Regions from separate parts of the Homo sapiens genome. Here region 1 is linked to region 2. A link is an interaction called in ENCODE POLR2A ChIA-PET data of the cell type or tissue named here. Cell type or tissue: K562. All regions are shown on one strand. Each heading gives the region's core, and the rest is flanking DNA. Links, peaks and the distances in the headings are about the cores only.

Region 1 (7,937 bases), core at 546-4,545, 160 kb before region 2:
ATTTTTAGTAGAGACAGGGTTTCACCGTGTTAGCCAGGATGGTCTCGATCTCCTGACCTCGTGATCCGCCTGCCTCAGCCTCCCAAAGTGCTGGGATTACAGGCATAAGCCACTACGCCCGCCCCAGAAACATTGTTCTTTCCTTTTCTCTTAGATTGTTATTTTATCCCTCTTTTCTCAGGAATGAGGAAAAAGGTTGCTATTTTAACTGTGAGTGTGTGGGAACTGGAGTACTGGGTAGCACTCTTCAAAGGTTCAGTTGAAGTCCGGGCAATTAGTCACCTCTGGATTTTTTTTTTTTGAAATGGAGTCTCACTCTGTTGCCATGCAGGAGTGCAGTGGTGTGATCTCGGCTCACTGCAACCTCTGCCTCCCGGGTTCAAGCGATTCTCCTGCCTCAGCTTCCCGAGTAGCTGGGACTACAGGCACGCACCACCACGCCCAGCTAATTTTTGTATTTTTAGTAGGGATGGGGTTTCACCATGTTGGCCAGGATGGTCTCAAACACCTGACCTCAGGTAATCCACCCACCTGGGCCTCCCAAAGTGCTGCGATTACTGGCATGAGCCACTGTGCCAGGCCCCTCCTCTGGATGTTTCTGAGAGTGGCTGGCTTTGTAACATGTATACTTCACTTTTGTATAATACTTTGTATATACTTCCGTTTCATATAATACTTTGTATATACTTCAGTTTCGCCACTCAGATGCCATAGGAAGTGAGGGGTGCATTGTTTTTGTTTGGGATTTTGTTCTAAAGATTACAGTATAACCAAACATACAATAAGCTATATTAACTCATTTTTTGGTGGGGGGGTAGAGACAGGGTATTTCTTTGTCACCCAGGCTGGAGTATAATGGTGAAGTCATGGCTCACTGCAGTCTGGACAGCCTGTGCTCAAGCCATCCTCCCACCTCAGCCCCCCAAGTAGCTTGGAGTACAGGTGCGCCACGCTACACCTGGCTAATTTTTTACTTTTTGTAGAGATGAGGTCTCACAATGTTGCCCTGCTGGTCTCAAATTTCTGCGTTCAGGCAATCCTCCTGCCTCAGACTCCCAAAGTGCTGGAATTACAGGCATGAGCCACTGCACCCAGCCTTTATTACCTTTTTTTTTTCTTTTTTTTTTTAAGATAGGTTCTCCTTCTGTTGTCCAGGCTGGAGTTTAGTGGCACGGTCTTGACTCACTGCAACCTCCGCCTCCCAGGTTCAAGCAATTCCCGCACCTTAGCCTCCCGAGTAGATGGGATTTACAGGTGCTCGCCACCACTCCTGGCTAATTTTTGTATTTTTAGTAGAGACCAGGTTTTGCCATGTTGGTCAGGCTGGTCTCAAACTCCTGACCTCAAGTGATCCGCCCACCTCAGCCTCCCAAAGTGCTGGGATTACAGGCATGAGCCTCCATGCCCTGCAGTATTATCTTTTTTAAAGAGAGAGTACTTGAGGCCAGGAGTTTGAGACCAGTCTGGGCAATGTGAGACACCGTCTCTACAAAAATTACAAAAAATTAGCCCAGTTTGGTGGTACACACTTGTGGTCCCAGCTACTCAGGAGGCTGATGTGGGAGGATCACTTAAGCCTTGCAATTAGAGGCCGCAGTGAGCCATGATCACACCACGGCACTCCAGCCTGGGCAACAGAGACCTCATCTCAAAAAATAAATAAATAGGCCGGGCACAGTGGCTCGTGCCTGTAATCCCAGCACTTTGGGAGGCCAAGGCAGGTGGATCACCTGAGGTCAGGAGTTCAAGACCGGCCTGACCAACATGGTGAAACCCCATCTCTACTAAAAATACAAAAAATAAGCCAGGTGTGGTGGCTAACGCCTGTAATCCCAACTACTCTGGAGGCCGAGACAGGAGAATCGCTTGAACCTGGGAGGCAGAGGTTGCAGTGAGCCGAGATTGCGCCATTGTACTCCAGCCTGGGCAACAGGAGCAAAATTCCATCTCAAAAAAAAAAATAATAATAATAATAATACAAAAATTAGCTGGGGGAGGCCAGGCGCGGTGGCTCATGCCTGTAATCCCAGCACTTTGGGAGGCCGAGGCGGGCAGATCACCTGAGGTCAGGAGTTCAAGACCATCCTAACCAACATTGTGAAACCCCATCTCTACTAAAAATACAAAAAATGAGCTGGGCATGGTGGCACGTGCCTGTAGTCCCAGCTACTCGGGAGGCTGAGACAGGAGAATCGCTTAAAACCAGGAGGTGAAGGCTACAGTGAGCCCAGATCACGCCACCACACTCCAGCCTGGCGACAGAGCGAGACTCTGTCTCAAAAAAAAAAAAAAACAATTAGCTGGGGCTAGTGGTGGGCGCCTGGGCGACAAAAGTGAAACTCCATCTCAAATAAATAACAGAAACACACCCTTTCTTATCTGTTGTGCATACTTAACTAAAAGAAACACACCCAAAAGTATTTACAAATAAAGAAGATGGGGGAGGAAAAGAAAATCTTTAGCTTATTAATAAAAGAATGGGTCTATTTGAAAAGTACAAATGCTAAAAAAAAAAAGTGCTTCAATGTATATAGCTTGCCTTTTAAGTCTGTAGCCATTTAAATTATAAGAATTTCATCATTTGCTGGCCAGGCGCAGTAACTCACACCTGTAATCCCAGCACATTGGGAGACCGAGGTGGGCGGATCACGAGGTCAAGAGATGGAGACCATCCTGGCCAACATGGTGGAACCCCATCTCTTATTAGCCGAGCATGGTGGTGTGCACCTGTAGTCCCAGCTACTTGAGAGGCTGAGGCAGGAGAATCGCTTGAACCCAGGAAGCGGAGGTTGTAGTGAGCCGATATTGTGCCACTGCACTCCAGCCTGGCGACAGAGCGAAACTCAGTCTCAAAAAATAAAAATAAAAAATGTCATCACTTGCCAAGCCTGGTGGCTCATGCCTGTAATCCCAGCACTTTGTGAGGCTGAGGCAGGAGGATTACTTGAGTCCAAAAGATTGAAGCTGCAGTGAGCTGTGATTGGGCCACTGCCCTCTAGCCTGGGCAACAGAGCAAGACCCTATTCAACAATAACAAAAAAAGGAATTAGGTGATGGGAAATGCCTACCATTTGAATCTATAAAGATAAGCAAGGCAGGGTGCAGTGGCTCACGCCTATAATGCCAACATTTTGGGAGGCTGAGACAGGAGGATCGCTTGAGCTCCAGAGTTCAAGACCAGCCTGGGCAACATAGTGAGATCTAGTCTCTACAAAAATAAACAAATTTAGCTGGGTGTGGTGGTGCGTGCCTGTAGTCTCAGCTACATGGGAGGCTGAGGTGGGAGGATTGAGTGAGCTCAGGAGGTTGAGACTGCAATGAGCCATGATTACGCCACTGCACTGCGGCCTAGGTGACAGCAAAACCTGTCTCAAAAAAGAGAGAGAGAGAGATAAGCAAGAGTTACTCATGATGCTTGGACTTGGGGGAAGATGCCAACTCTGGCACATGTCAGTTACTACATAAAAAGTCAAGTGCAATGTCAAATCCAGAGCATCAAGAGGAAAAAAAGTTCAGTTCCCAAGAGAACATGGATAGCTTAATAATGTAAAACTTGGCCGGGCAGGGTGGCTCATGCCTGTAATCCCAGCACTTTGGGAGGCCGAGGTGGGTGGATCACAAGGTCAGGAATTCAAGACCAGCCTGGCCAACTTATTGAAACCCTATCTCTACTAAAAAAAAAAATACAAAAACAATAGCCAGGCTTGGCAGCTGGCGCCTGTAATTCTAGCTACTCAGGAGGCTGAGGCAGAGAATTGCTTGAACCCGGGAGGCGGAGGTTGCAGTGAGCCCAGATCACGCCATTGCACTCTAGCCTGGGTGACAGCGAGATGCCGCCTCAAAAAAAAAAAAAAAAAAAAAAAAGGCCGGGCACGGTGGCTCACACCTGTAATCCCAGCACTTTTGGAGGCCAAGGTGGGCGGATCATGAGGTCAGGAGATCGAGACCATCCTGGCTAACATGGTGAAACCCCGTCTCTACTAAAAATACAAAAAATTAGCTGGGCGTGGTGGCGGGCGCCTGTAGTCCCAGCTACTCGGGAGGCTGAGGCAGGAGAATGGCGTGAACCTGGGAGGAAGAAGTTGCAGTGAGCCGAGATCGTGCCACTGCACTCCAGCCTGGACAACAGAGCAAGACTCCATCTCAAAAAAAAAAAATTAGCCGGATGTAGTGGTGTGAACCTATAGTCTCAGCTACTCAGGAGGCTCGCCCGCCTTGGCCTCCCAAAGTTCTGGGATTACAGGTGTGAGCCACCGTGCCCAGCCTGTATTTTCTGTAGAGATGGAATTTTGCCATGTTGCTCAGGCCAGTCTCGAACTCCTGGGCTCAAGCAATCCTCCCACCTTGTCCTCCCAAAGTGCTGGGATTACAGGTGTGAGGCACCATGCCCAGCCGCAACAGTAATTTTCACAAATTACTGAAGTCAAGTAGCCAATTTTGATTCATGAAAGTGATATCACTGTAATTCTTCTAAACTTTCACTGAAATGCATGCTCCCTTTGCAGAGGGAAAGCTGGGTTAAGAGATGTCCAGGATGGTCGGGCTCGGTGGCTCATGCCTATAATCCCAGCACTTTGGGAGGCCAAGGCAGGCAGATCACCTGAGGTCGGGAGTTTGAGACCAGCCTGACCAACATGGAGAAACTCCATCTCTACTAAAAATACAAAATTAGCCAGGCGTGGTGGTGCATGCCTGTAATCCCAGCTACTAGGGAGGCTGGGGCCAAGCTGGTCTTGCACACCTGACCTCAGGCGATCTGCCTGCCTCCACCTCCCAAAGTGCTGGGATTGCAGGCTTGAGCCACCGTGCCCAGCCCTATGAATTATTTCAAATGCGTTAGATCCACCTAATCAAAATTCTGTCATTCAACATATAATTTTGAGTGCCAACTATGTCTCAAGGTCAGTGTTCAGCCCTACAGTAAACAACATGGACAGAGCTGCTGCCTTCACAGAACCTCCATCTAAGGAGCAGGTGAATATACCACCAGGCCGTAATTGGTTGCTTAGCTCCAAAATAGCGAATTTAGGGTCAATTAAGATAATAATCTACTAACTGTAATGACATCTCTAGAGTATTGTGTCTTTTAAAGTACAGTTATAGCCTGGGCAACGTGGGGAAACCCCGTCTCTACAAAAAAAAAAATTTTTTTTCTTTGAGACAGTCTTATTTTTTCACCCAGGCTGGAGTGCAGTGGGGCGATCTCAGCTCACTGCAACCTCAAACTCCCGGGTTCAAGCAATTCTCATGTCTCAGCCTCCTAAATAGCTGGGATTACAGGCGTACACCACCACGCATGGCTAATTTTTGCAATTTTAGTAAAGACGGGATTTTGCCATGTTGGCCAGGCTGGTCTCGAACTCCTGGCCTCAAGTGATCTGCCTGCCTTGGCCTCCCATAGTGCTGGGATTACAGGTGTGAGCCACCGCACCTGACCCCTCCTGTCTCTCTTAACACACATTGCCTCCTTATAGAGGTTCAGGCACCATGCTGAGCCTGGGAGGTAATACAAAAATGAATGAGTGGACCTTGTGGGTTCCATGCTAGTTAAAGACACCCTATGAGACCAGCCTGGCCAACATGGTGAAACCTTGTGTCTACTAAAAATACAGAAAATAGCCAGGCATGGTGGTGTGTGCCTGTAATTCCAGCTACTGGGGATGCTGAGGCAGGAGAATCGCTTGAACCCAGGAGGTGGAGGTTGCAGTGAGCTGAGATCACACCACTGCACTCCAGCTTGGGCGATAGAGTGAGACTCCATCTCAGAAAAAAAAGACACCCCGGGCCAGGCAAGGTGGGTCACACCTGTAATCCCAGCACTTTGGGGAACAAGGTGGGAGAATCACTTGAGTCCGGCAGTTTGAGACCAGCCTGGCCAACATAATGAGACCGCATCTTCACAAAAAATATGTTTTAAAAAGCTGGGCATGGTGAAGTGTGCCTGTAGTCCCAGCTACTTGGGAGGCTGAAGTGGGAGTATTGCCTGAGCCCAGGAGTTCGAGGCTGCAGGCTGCAGTGAACTATGATCACACCACTGCACTCCAGTGTGGGTGACAGAGGGAGACCCTGACTCATTAAAAAAAAAAAAAAAAAAGAAGGCTGATTGTGGTGGCTCACGCTTGTAATCCTAGCACTCTGGAAGACTGAGACAGGAAGATTACTTGAGCCCAGTGGTTCAAGATTAGCCTGGGCTGGCCGGGCTCAGCGGCTCAAGCCTGTAATCCCAGGGAAGAGAATTGCTTGAACCCAGGAGGTGGAGGTTGCAGTGAGCTGAGGTCGTGCCATTGCACTCCAGCCTGGGTGACAAGAGCAAAGTTCCGTCTCAAAAAAAATATAGCCTGGGCAACATAGTGAGACCTCAAGACCCCATCTCTATTAAAAGAAAACAAAGTATCCAGCTTAAAAACATAATACTGGCCAGGCACAGTGGCTCACACCTGTAATCCCAGCACTTTGGGAGGCCGAGGTCAGATCGAGACCATCCTGGCCAACATGGTGAAACCCCGTCTCTAATACAAAAATTAGCCAGGCATGGTGGTGGGCACCTGTAATCCCAGCTACTTGGGAGGCTGAGGCAGGAGAATGGCTTGAACCCAGGAGGCGGAGGTTGCAGTGAGCCGAGATGGCGCCACTGCACTCCAGCCTGGGTGACAGAGACTCCCTCTAAAAAACAAAACAAAAAAACCATAATACTAAGTGAAAAGAAACAGAATGAGGAAACACAGACCTGCGTGAGTTAGGATTGCAGTTCCCAAACTGTGTTGAGGCACCTCAGAGTGCCATAGTGAATTCTCAGGGACGCTGTAAGATGCTTTAAATTGTTTGAGGGAAATATATGGGTACTCAACATGTCAGATACCTCATAAACTATTCAAGGGAGTTCAAAGTTTCAAAGTTACATTGAACTACTTTTCTTTCAATGACATCTTTTTGCAAAGCTGGGTTTACAGCAGTTTCTGTGATAAAAAGCAAACACCTGACAAAAATCAGCATGGATAAAGTGATTTAGGTGATATCAGACAATCTGATTAAGGTTTGGGAAGGTGTGCAGAGTCTAACAAACATGCATCCATTAATAAGCAATTGTAGTTATTTAACAATTTTTTTTTCTATCTATGTGTTGTCGATTTTCTAAACTGCTACTATTTTTTTAGGACATAAATAGGTATTATATTTTGGTCCAAGCAGGTGGTGGGGGCAGGGCAAGTTAAAAAAAAAATTGGTCCAAGAAACAGAAGTGTTAGGTATTTGTTTTGAAAAAAAATAACATATGCATACACTCATGAAACCATCACCATAATCAAGATAGTGGACATATCATCATCTCCAAGTTTCCTCATGCCCCTTTGTAATTCCCTTCCTAACTGCCCCACCTCATCCCCAAGCAACCACGGATCTGCTTTGTTACTATAGCATACAAAATATAACAAAGTATACAAAATATAACAAAGTGTACAAAATATACTTTGTTATATTTTGCCTTTTTTTTTTTTTTTTTTTTTTTGAGATGGAGTGTTGCTCTGTTGCCCAGGCTGGAGTGCAATGGCGTGGTCTCGCTCACTGCAACCTCCGCCTCCCGGGTTCAAGCGATTCTCCTGCCTCAGCCTCCCGAGTAGCTGGGACTACAGGCAAGTGCCACCACGCCTGGCTAATTTTTTGTAGAGACGGGGTTTCACCGTGTTAGCCAGGATGGTCTCGATCTACTGACCTCGTGATCCACCCGCCTCAGCCTCCCAAAGTGCTGGGATTACAGGCGTGAGCCACCGCGCCTGGCATATTTTGCCTTTTTAAGAGTTTTATATAAGTGCATCTTAGTATGAACTCTTCTAAATTCCTTCTTTTTTTTTTTTTTTTTTTTTTTTTTTTTTGAGACGGAGTCTCGCTCTGTCGCCCAGGTCGGACTGCGGACTGCAGTGGCGCAACCTCGGCTCACTGCA
Region 2 (7,937 bases), core at 1,344-5,343:
ATGCATGGAGTGGTCAAACAGGGCTGAGAACTTTACCTTGGCCAGCGTCCTCTCTGTCAATGATCTAGGCCTCTCGGGAGCTTGAGGTCGGGGCCCTGGGGAGGGAGTACAGGTTTTCCCTGTTGCTGACCCCCACCTCTTCCCTCCAGCAGGAGCATTGGTTTGAAAAGGCCCTACGAGACAAGAAGGGCTTCATCATCAAGCAGATGAAGGAGGATGGCGCCTGTCTCTTCCGGGCTGTAGGTGAGTCTCTGCCTTAGTCCTTAAGGGCCTAGGGCTGCCCCTAAGCTGTGTCCCAGTTATCAGGAATAGCCCCTGAGACAGGGTTGAGGCAGAGCTAGCTAATCTTTTAGGGACTCTAGGCTCCAGCCTCAAGTTGGTATCTGACCTCTAGCCGTGGGTCTTGAGACATTGTAGTGGTGCAAGATTAATATGCATAATAACAGCAAGAAGAATGATAAAGAAAATAATATCCTTTGGGACACATTGTCAGGTGCTACAGGAAACCTCTTTGATTCCCCTCTAAGCTAGGTGAGTGTAGGGACTACTGTTGCTTCCATTTGTCAGATGAGAAAAGTGGCTCAGAGATGGTGGGTGACTTGTCTGGAGTGAAATAATAAGTGGTAGAGTTGGGATTCAGTGTCTGGGTTAGATTAGTCTGAGGCCCATGCTCTTAACCATAGCATACTGCTGCCACCCTGGGCTGTATGACCCCTAGGTTTATACCCAGATCCCATCTCTGGTGTGTTGCGGGTCTCTGTTCCTCAATCTGTGTGTATGGGGGCTATCAGACTAGATCTTTACAAATTTCTTATATCATAGAATTTTTTTTCAACTTATATAAAAGTAGAGAGAATGATGAACCCTCATGTACCCATCATCCAGCTTCAAAATAGTCAATACGTGGCCAGCCTTGTTTCATCACTATCCCGCCCACTCTTTCTCACTCCCCTGAAAGAAGAGTATTTTTAAAGCAAAACCCCGACATTGGATCATTTCATTCATAAATATTTCTGTATGTTTCTCTGACAGATACAGACTTACTCTCTTCTTTTTAACATAATCAAAATGCCATTACTGCACCTAACAGAATTAATAATGCCTTAATACCATCTGTTATCCAGTCTGAGTTAGATCTTTGAGGCCATTTTGGCTCTGAATCTGTGACCCAACAAGTAGTTGTGAGGTCCTGTGCTAGGGTGAAGGGGAAGCTGGGAATGTGACCTGATCCTCCCTGTGGTTCTCTGATATCTACCAAGGAAAAGTGCCCTCTGATAGGAGCTTTGAGCTGGGAGTCAGAAGACCTACCTTCTAGTTCTGGCCCTGACTCATAACTGCTGTGACACTTGGCCTTGGTCTTCCCGTCTGTGAAATGGTGTTGATTCTCAATGCCTCTTTGAGTTCCTTCTTGGTCTGCTATTCTCTCCGTCTGTGGGTACCCCCCATGTCTACTGGTGGGCTGGGGTGTTTTAGGCTCCATCCCTGGCTGCACAACTGATTCTTGGTATGACCTTAGGCAAGCAGCTCTTCTTTCCTGAGGCTGTTTCCTCATCTGTAAAATGGGGCTAAAAGACCCTAATGCTGTAACGATTTAATGAAGTTGCTTTGGTAAATCCCTTTAGTGCCTGACACATATAGTAGACCCTCATGGAACAGTAGCATTTGTAAAACCCAGATGCCATTTTCACTGGTGCCTCAGAGTCACATGTGTTTGTTGAAAGGGTGGAGTGAATGGTCTCCTCTCTATTCTGCCAAGCAGAAGAGGCTCAGGCAATGGGCTCTATTGGACTGGGAAAAAACTTATCCCTCCTACCCCTCTGGCTCAAGTTTGTGTTTTCCCTGGGATGTTTCCCAGAGGAAGAGCTGGGTTTCGGGGCATCTTGGACAAAAGAAAGGCAAAGAAAGAATAGGTGGGGGCCTGTTAGGTGCTAGGCCCTGTGTTGAGACCTCAGGCTAGATGTGGGGTAAGCAGGGCTTCTGGTGGAGTTAGGATTAGAGAATGCAGCGGGCATCTGAGTCTTGGGCAGTCATTGAGGGTAAGCCTTGGGACTGGCTAGTGAGGACCTGGCTTGTGTAGTAACTCATATCAAGAGCCGTGTGTGTGTGTGTGTGTGTGTGTGTGTGTGTGTGTGTATCTAGCTAGCTGTTCTCTGTGTGTGTGTGTGTGTGTGTGTGTGTGTGTGTGTGTATGTGTGTGTGTATCTAGCTAGCTGTTCTCCCCAAATACCCCCGACCCTTGGGGCTAGCTAGTGAGGACCTGGCTTGTTGTAGTAACTCGTATCAAGAGCAGTATTTGTGTGTGTGTGTGTGTCTATATGTATCTAGCTGTTCTCCCCAAATACTCCCGACCCTTCCTCCCACTGGGGCCTTCAGTAAGGGGCCTCTACTTACAGGAAGAGCTGACCAGGGCAGGTTGAAGGCCTTTCCTTATCGGCACTATGGCTACACATTTCCCCTGACTGGGCTGCCTTTGGCTTTTCTCTGTAAAACCTCAGAAGTCCTCTGGCCTCTCCCCCGAAGTACATGGCCCTTGGTCTCTAGACCTTATCTGGAGGTTTCCTTGGTGCAGAGTGCATAATACATGTGCCTGGGAAGGGGACTTTGTCCCTGGGCTTTTTGCTGCCCCCGTTTCCAGCCTCGCCTGGATGGGGACAGATGGCAGTCAGCTTAGACTGTAGTGTGAAGCCCTACAGGCTGACTTCCTGCCATGTGTTGAATAGTGGAAGGAACGTGGAGCAGAGAGTTGGAGTTGGGCGGGGGCTGCAAACATAGAGGGCACTGTTTCCTTGACCCCTGCTGTGTGCTAGGCATTCAGCTGGGTGCTTCAGGCTCACTGCAAAACTTGGATCATTATCCCATGAGACAGGTGAAAAGATTGAAGCATAGAAAGGGAAATGACATGCTCAGGGCCATTAGCCAGAGCTGGCCTGGGAACCCAGAGGTGTCCAAAGGACACGCATTCTTTTTTTTTTTTTTTTTTTTTTTTTTTTTTTTTTTTTTGAGATGGAGTCTCCCTCTGTCGCCCAGGCTGGAATGTGCAGTGGCGTGATCTCGGCTCACTGCAACCTCTGCCTCCCGGGTTCAAGTGATTCTTCTGCCTCAGCCTCCTGAGTAGCTAGGATTACAGGCGTGCACCACCACACCTGGTTAATTTTTGTGTTTTTAGCAGAGATGGGGTTTCACCATGTTGGTCAGGCTGGTCTCAAACTCCTGACTTTGTGATCCACCCGCTTTGGCCTCCCAAAGTGTTGGGATTATAGGCATGAGCCACCGCATCCGGCCAGGACACATTCTTTTTATGATCCTAGGATCCTTAGCTTCTTAGCTTGGTTGTCAACTGGCTGGATGACCTTGGCTGTGTTCCTTGACTTCTCTGGACCTTACCTCCTCCAAGTAGGAGCACGTGGCCCTCTGTTGTTGGGAGTCTTGAGGCAGGTGGCTTTCTGCCTTCTGTTCCCCTGGATTATCTTCCTATAGGGTCCTACCATTTGCTTTAGAGACTTCTGAGAATTGCCTACTCCCCAGGTAGCTGCCTGCCTGCCATTGGTTCCCCTGAGTTAAGCAATATCCATTGCTTGCGCTCAGTTCTCTCCCACCTCCTCTTATTGGGGATTCATGAGCATCATTGAAGGCTTGGGTGGAGTGGAGGTGGGAACCTGAGCCTCAGAGGTATCCTGTGGCCCACCCTGTCCCTGTTATGCTCAGATAACCTCCTCCTGGAAACATGACTCTGCATCTCTCCCTTGCTCCCTCCCTCCATGTGGCTTTGACTCAGCAGAAACCTCTAACCCTGACCAGGGTCCTGGTGCTAGCTTCTGTGGGCAGAGTGAAGGCCACATGGTTGTTTCTACATGGGCCATGGGGGAGTGGCAAGGGCTGTGCATGTTACCACGATGAGGCCCAGAAACATTAGCTAGGCCCACTCTTCTGGGCCTTTTGGTCTTGGAACATCAGCACTAGGAGGGATGGATCTGAGATCAATTTTGATTGTTTTATAAATGGGGAAACTGAGGCCTCAAGAGAAAGCCAAGACCCTACCCTATCTAGGTCATACAACCAGTGTCAGAACATTGGTATTTGAGGTTGAACCAGGCCACAGAAAGAAGATTCCCACGGGCCATTTCCTGTACACCAGCTTCCTTCAGCCTCTCCCGTGTATCCTTCAGGTTTCTCATCCTTGCAGTGGGAATCCTTGAGCAGAGGAGCACACATCTCAGGAACCAGACTATCCAGTGGGATGAGTTCTGTCTCTCCCACTGAGGGTATGCTAGTTGGGGTAGTTGGGGCTACAGACCAGGTCACACCACAGCTGCTTGACAGGCAAGTGAGACCTTTGTCCTGGCTCATCTCCTCAGGAGATTGGTTCTCAGTGGGGCCAGGGTTCCCACTGGACCAGGAGGGTAGTGGGGAGCAGACCAGGTCCCTGTCTCCCTCTGCAGCTGTGTGTACACACGTTAGTGTGGTTTGTTTTTAGGTTCCCTGTAGACACCTAGCTTCCTTTTTTGCCCTTAGCGGAACTTGCTGTGGCTCTTCTGGGAGGCAGGCAGCTACCTGGGGAGTAGGCAGTTCTCAGATGTCTCTAAAGCAAATGGTAGGACCCTATAGGAAGATAATCCAGGCTCTCATGTCTTGCTTCTTAACATAAATCTGGGTACATTATTGGTTACATTACATTAGTTACATAAGGACTTCCCCCGGGCAACAGAGGAGAGAGGTTGAGGCTAGTCTGTTAGAGCTCTTGGTTATTTCCCCTGCCCTCCACCTACCCTGCCAGAGGCCAGGAAGGAGGTTGGTGGGGTAGGGGGTCCCTCAGTTTATAGAGCCTCACATCTTCAGTCTTTCCTGAAGTGGCAAGGGCATCTACTCATTGAATGTGATAGTTCTCTGTTGTGGGATTTGTTGGGTGAGCATTTGGCCTCAGGGAGCATCTTTGGCAGTCTCTGCTGTATGTGTATACACATGTGCATTTCTATACTGGTGTCTCTGTGTGTCCAGAAAAAGGAAAGAAGTGGGGTGTGTATGGGGAGGGTAAGGTTCATATTGGCCTCTGTGGCCCTAGGGAGAGATGCAGCCCCTGATATCTATAATCTCTGCCCTCTCCCATGCCTTTCCTGGGTTCTAGCTGATTCCTGCTTGTGCTGGTGTGGAAACTGAGGCACACAAGATCAGGTCCTGCCCCAGGGAGTAAGGTGACTAAGATGGTGGCTGGATTGGGGTGAAGGTGGTAATATCAGCTGGGGCCAGCAGTTACCCTTTGAGAGCCTGGCCTCCCCTTCACTCCCCCTAAATCTGTGATCCCAGGCAAGCTTTGCCACATTTCTGTGTCTCCTGGGTAAAGTAAGAGTGTTTTGGTAAGGATAGAATGAGTTGGAGTGTGAAAAGTCTTTGGTGTGGGACCAATTGTAGTATTGTACTGAGGATTTCTGAGCCCTGTTTGAGATGGGAACAGAGGTAGAATGGTGGGGGACCCCCTTCCAGCTGGCCTCTGGGAGGGGAGAACAGGTGCAGATTGCCCACAAGTGCAGCGTCAGCAAGAGGAGGAGTTTCAGTTTCTATCAAAACAAGTTCTCTGAATTCCCCTACCTCTGCAGGTCATCCCCCCAACCTCAGACCCCTCCACAGGGAAGTCAAGCCTGGCCCCCAGCCCTGTGTGCCAGCCTTCTGGGAAGAGGAGGGCTTTCTGGAGGACAGAGGTGGAGCTAGGAAAGTCAGAAAAACGAATTCTTTTTTTTTTTTTTGAGACAGAGTTTCGCTCTTGTTGCCTAGGCTGTAGTGCAGTGGTGTGATCTTGGCTCATTGCAACCTCCACCTCCCGGGTTCAAGCGATTTTTCTGCCTCAGCCTCCCAAATAGCTGGGATTACAGGCATCCACCACCCTGCCTGGCTAATTTTTTGTATTTTTAGTAGAGATAGGGTTTCACCATGTTGGCTCGGCTGGTCTTGAACTCCTGACCTCAGGTGATCCACCTGCGTCGGCCTCCCAAATTGCTGGGATTACAGGCGTGAGCCACCACACCTGGCCAAAAATGAATTCTTGTTGAGTACTTCCTATGTGTTTAGCTCTGTGCTTAGATGCTTTTCCTGCCTTATATTATTGGAGAAATCCTTCTATTCTCCCTTGTTGGGGTAGTACTATTGCTGTTTTCCTTGGTTTGGAGATGTATATTTTCTTCCACGTTAATGATTCCAAACTTAGGGTATACCTTATAATCAGTGTGGTGTGTTTCCCCCCTCAAAAGCTGTGATTAGGTACATGTTATACCATATCACCTATCAGTGCCATCATAGGATTGAGGAGAGAAGGTGGTATTTTACATTTTACAGATAAGTAAAGAAGTGTCATAACTCGTCCATACTTTAGGACCCTGTTTTATGAAGCCTGTATTGTTAATTCGATATTAATTTAACTGCTGAAGTTTTGTTAGAACTAACGGCCTAGAGGTAGACTTGTGGACCTTTGGTTTCGCTAAAGGTAGAGAGCCAGGAGAGGACATGCATCCTAGGTCTGCATTTGGGGCTTTCCTCTGGCTGAGGAATTGCAACAGAAATGAGGAAGGGCTTCATAAGTGGTTATGGCAACATTCTGGCTGACTCGTGGGTAACTAGCATATGAAGGAATCATTGTCGTCATGACAAATTGTGTTCCTGTTTCTTGACCACCTACTGTGCCTTAGGTGCTTGGCAAACCTCCTGTGTAGTTTTGACAACACCCAGCAGATGGAAGAGGAGTTACTGTCTCCACCTTATGCATGAGGACATTTCAGCTTAGAGAGGTTAAAGGCCTTATCCATTGCTACACAGCTAGGAGGCAGCAGAGCCTTTCTGCCAGGCAAAGGGGTCAGTGGCAGAGAAATGGGACCCTCAGGGGGTTTTCCCCCAGATCCCTTCCCTGTTCCACAGTCTCCTCTCTTTCCCCATTTTCCTGCATCTGGCATCTAGCTCTTGAAGATAGAACTCCCAGGCCTGGAAATGACCGTTGACCTTTCCATAGGAGATGGGCTTTCTCCAGCACCTCAGCCTATCTCTCTGAGCCTGGCCAGCCAACCCCTATTTAACCCCTTCATTCTCATCTTTGTTCCTGTTTACTGCAGCTGCCAACAGCACTGCCTCCCAGTACCCCAAGCTCAGTCTACAGAAATAGCTCCCCAAGTAGCTCACTGTGCGGGCTCTGTGGTCCTGGCTTCTAAGAAAGGCAGCAGCAGGGGGCCCCCAGCCTGTGCGCAGGACATGTGACTTGCTGGAAATGCCGCTGGGGAGGGCGGGGGAGAGTGTGGCCGCAGAACCCACATCCTTGTTTACATTGGTGAAGGGGCTACCCCCCTTCCCGCCTTCACAACCTCCACACCCCCTTACCCTTCAGGTCTCTTCACCTCCAAGAGGACTGGAGACAAACATGGGCCCTATTTTCTATCTCAGAGTAGCCTTTCTCACAGAACACTCCAGGGTAGGAAGGGGAAGGCAGGGAAGGTGTTCTTCTGACAGTTCTTCAGAGAGGTAGACTGACAGGGAAGAACTCAGGAGTGTTCCTGTGTGACCTGACCCTAGCCCCATGCCCCAGGGAGATCCCATCAGAGCAGTGGTCCTCTGGGGAAACAAAGGGAAATTCCCAAAACCAGTGGAAATCAGACTTGCATGATCTTCAGGCCCACTTTAATTTCACAGGGAGAAGAGCTCCCTGGCTTACCCAGCCTATCCATTTGCTCAGTAAACTTTTCCTGATTTCCTTTACTGTATCGGGCCCTGAGCTGGGGGTGGACTTTGGTGTGAACTGCCCTTTGCCTTCTGTGGGAGCCCAGTGTGGTCGGGCAGAAGTCTATGCACACCTTTGATAAATCTGGTGATAGAGGTGTCCTGGGTAGTGGGGAACTGTATTAAAGAACATGTTGGGCCAGGCGCGGTGGCTCACACCTGTAATCCAGGCACTTTGGGAGTCTGAG

What was found. ChIA-PET counts read pairs that join two places held together with the same protein. Peaks named below come from ENCODE experiments on the same cell type or tissue, not always from the same donor. Only the 100,000 strongest peaks of a DNase experiment are listed, where the experiment ranks them.
Region 1: POLR2A ChIA-PET joins it to region 2 with 5 read pairs; 9 of 35 experiments call an interaction of 5 or more read pairs at or near these places.

Annotation. Positions count from the first base shown.
Region 1 is chrX:49,091,687-49,099,623 of GRCh38, reverse strand. It overlaps a transcript of WDR45 not described here. Among named protein-coding and RNA genes, the nearest start is that of WDR45, 16 kb to the right of the region's middle. In K562, for the core only: no CTCF peak of the experiment used is centred there; no DNase peak of the experiment used is centred there; H3K4me3 peaks cover 123 bases.
Region 2 is chrX:48,936,496-48,944,432 of GRCh38, reverse strand. OTUD5 (OTU deubiquitinase 5) reads left to right here. Exons shown (of 9, transcript NM_001136157.2): 2 at 150-243. Among named protein-coding and RNA genes, the nearest start is that of OTUD5, 17 kb to the left of the region's middle. RefSeq lists cis regulatory regions at 2,189-2,725, 1,864-3,064, 3,479-3,979, 3,154-4,304 and enhancers at 3,869-4,128, 5,259-5,308, 5,319-5,818, 6,700-7,473. In K562, for the core only: no CTCF peak of the experiment used is centred there; DNase peaks (open chromatin) are centred at 2,462 and 3,702; H3K4me3 peaks cover 184 bases.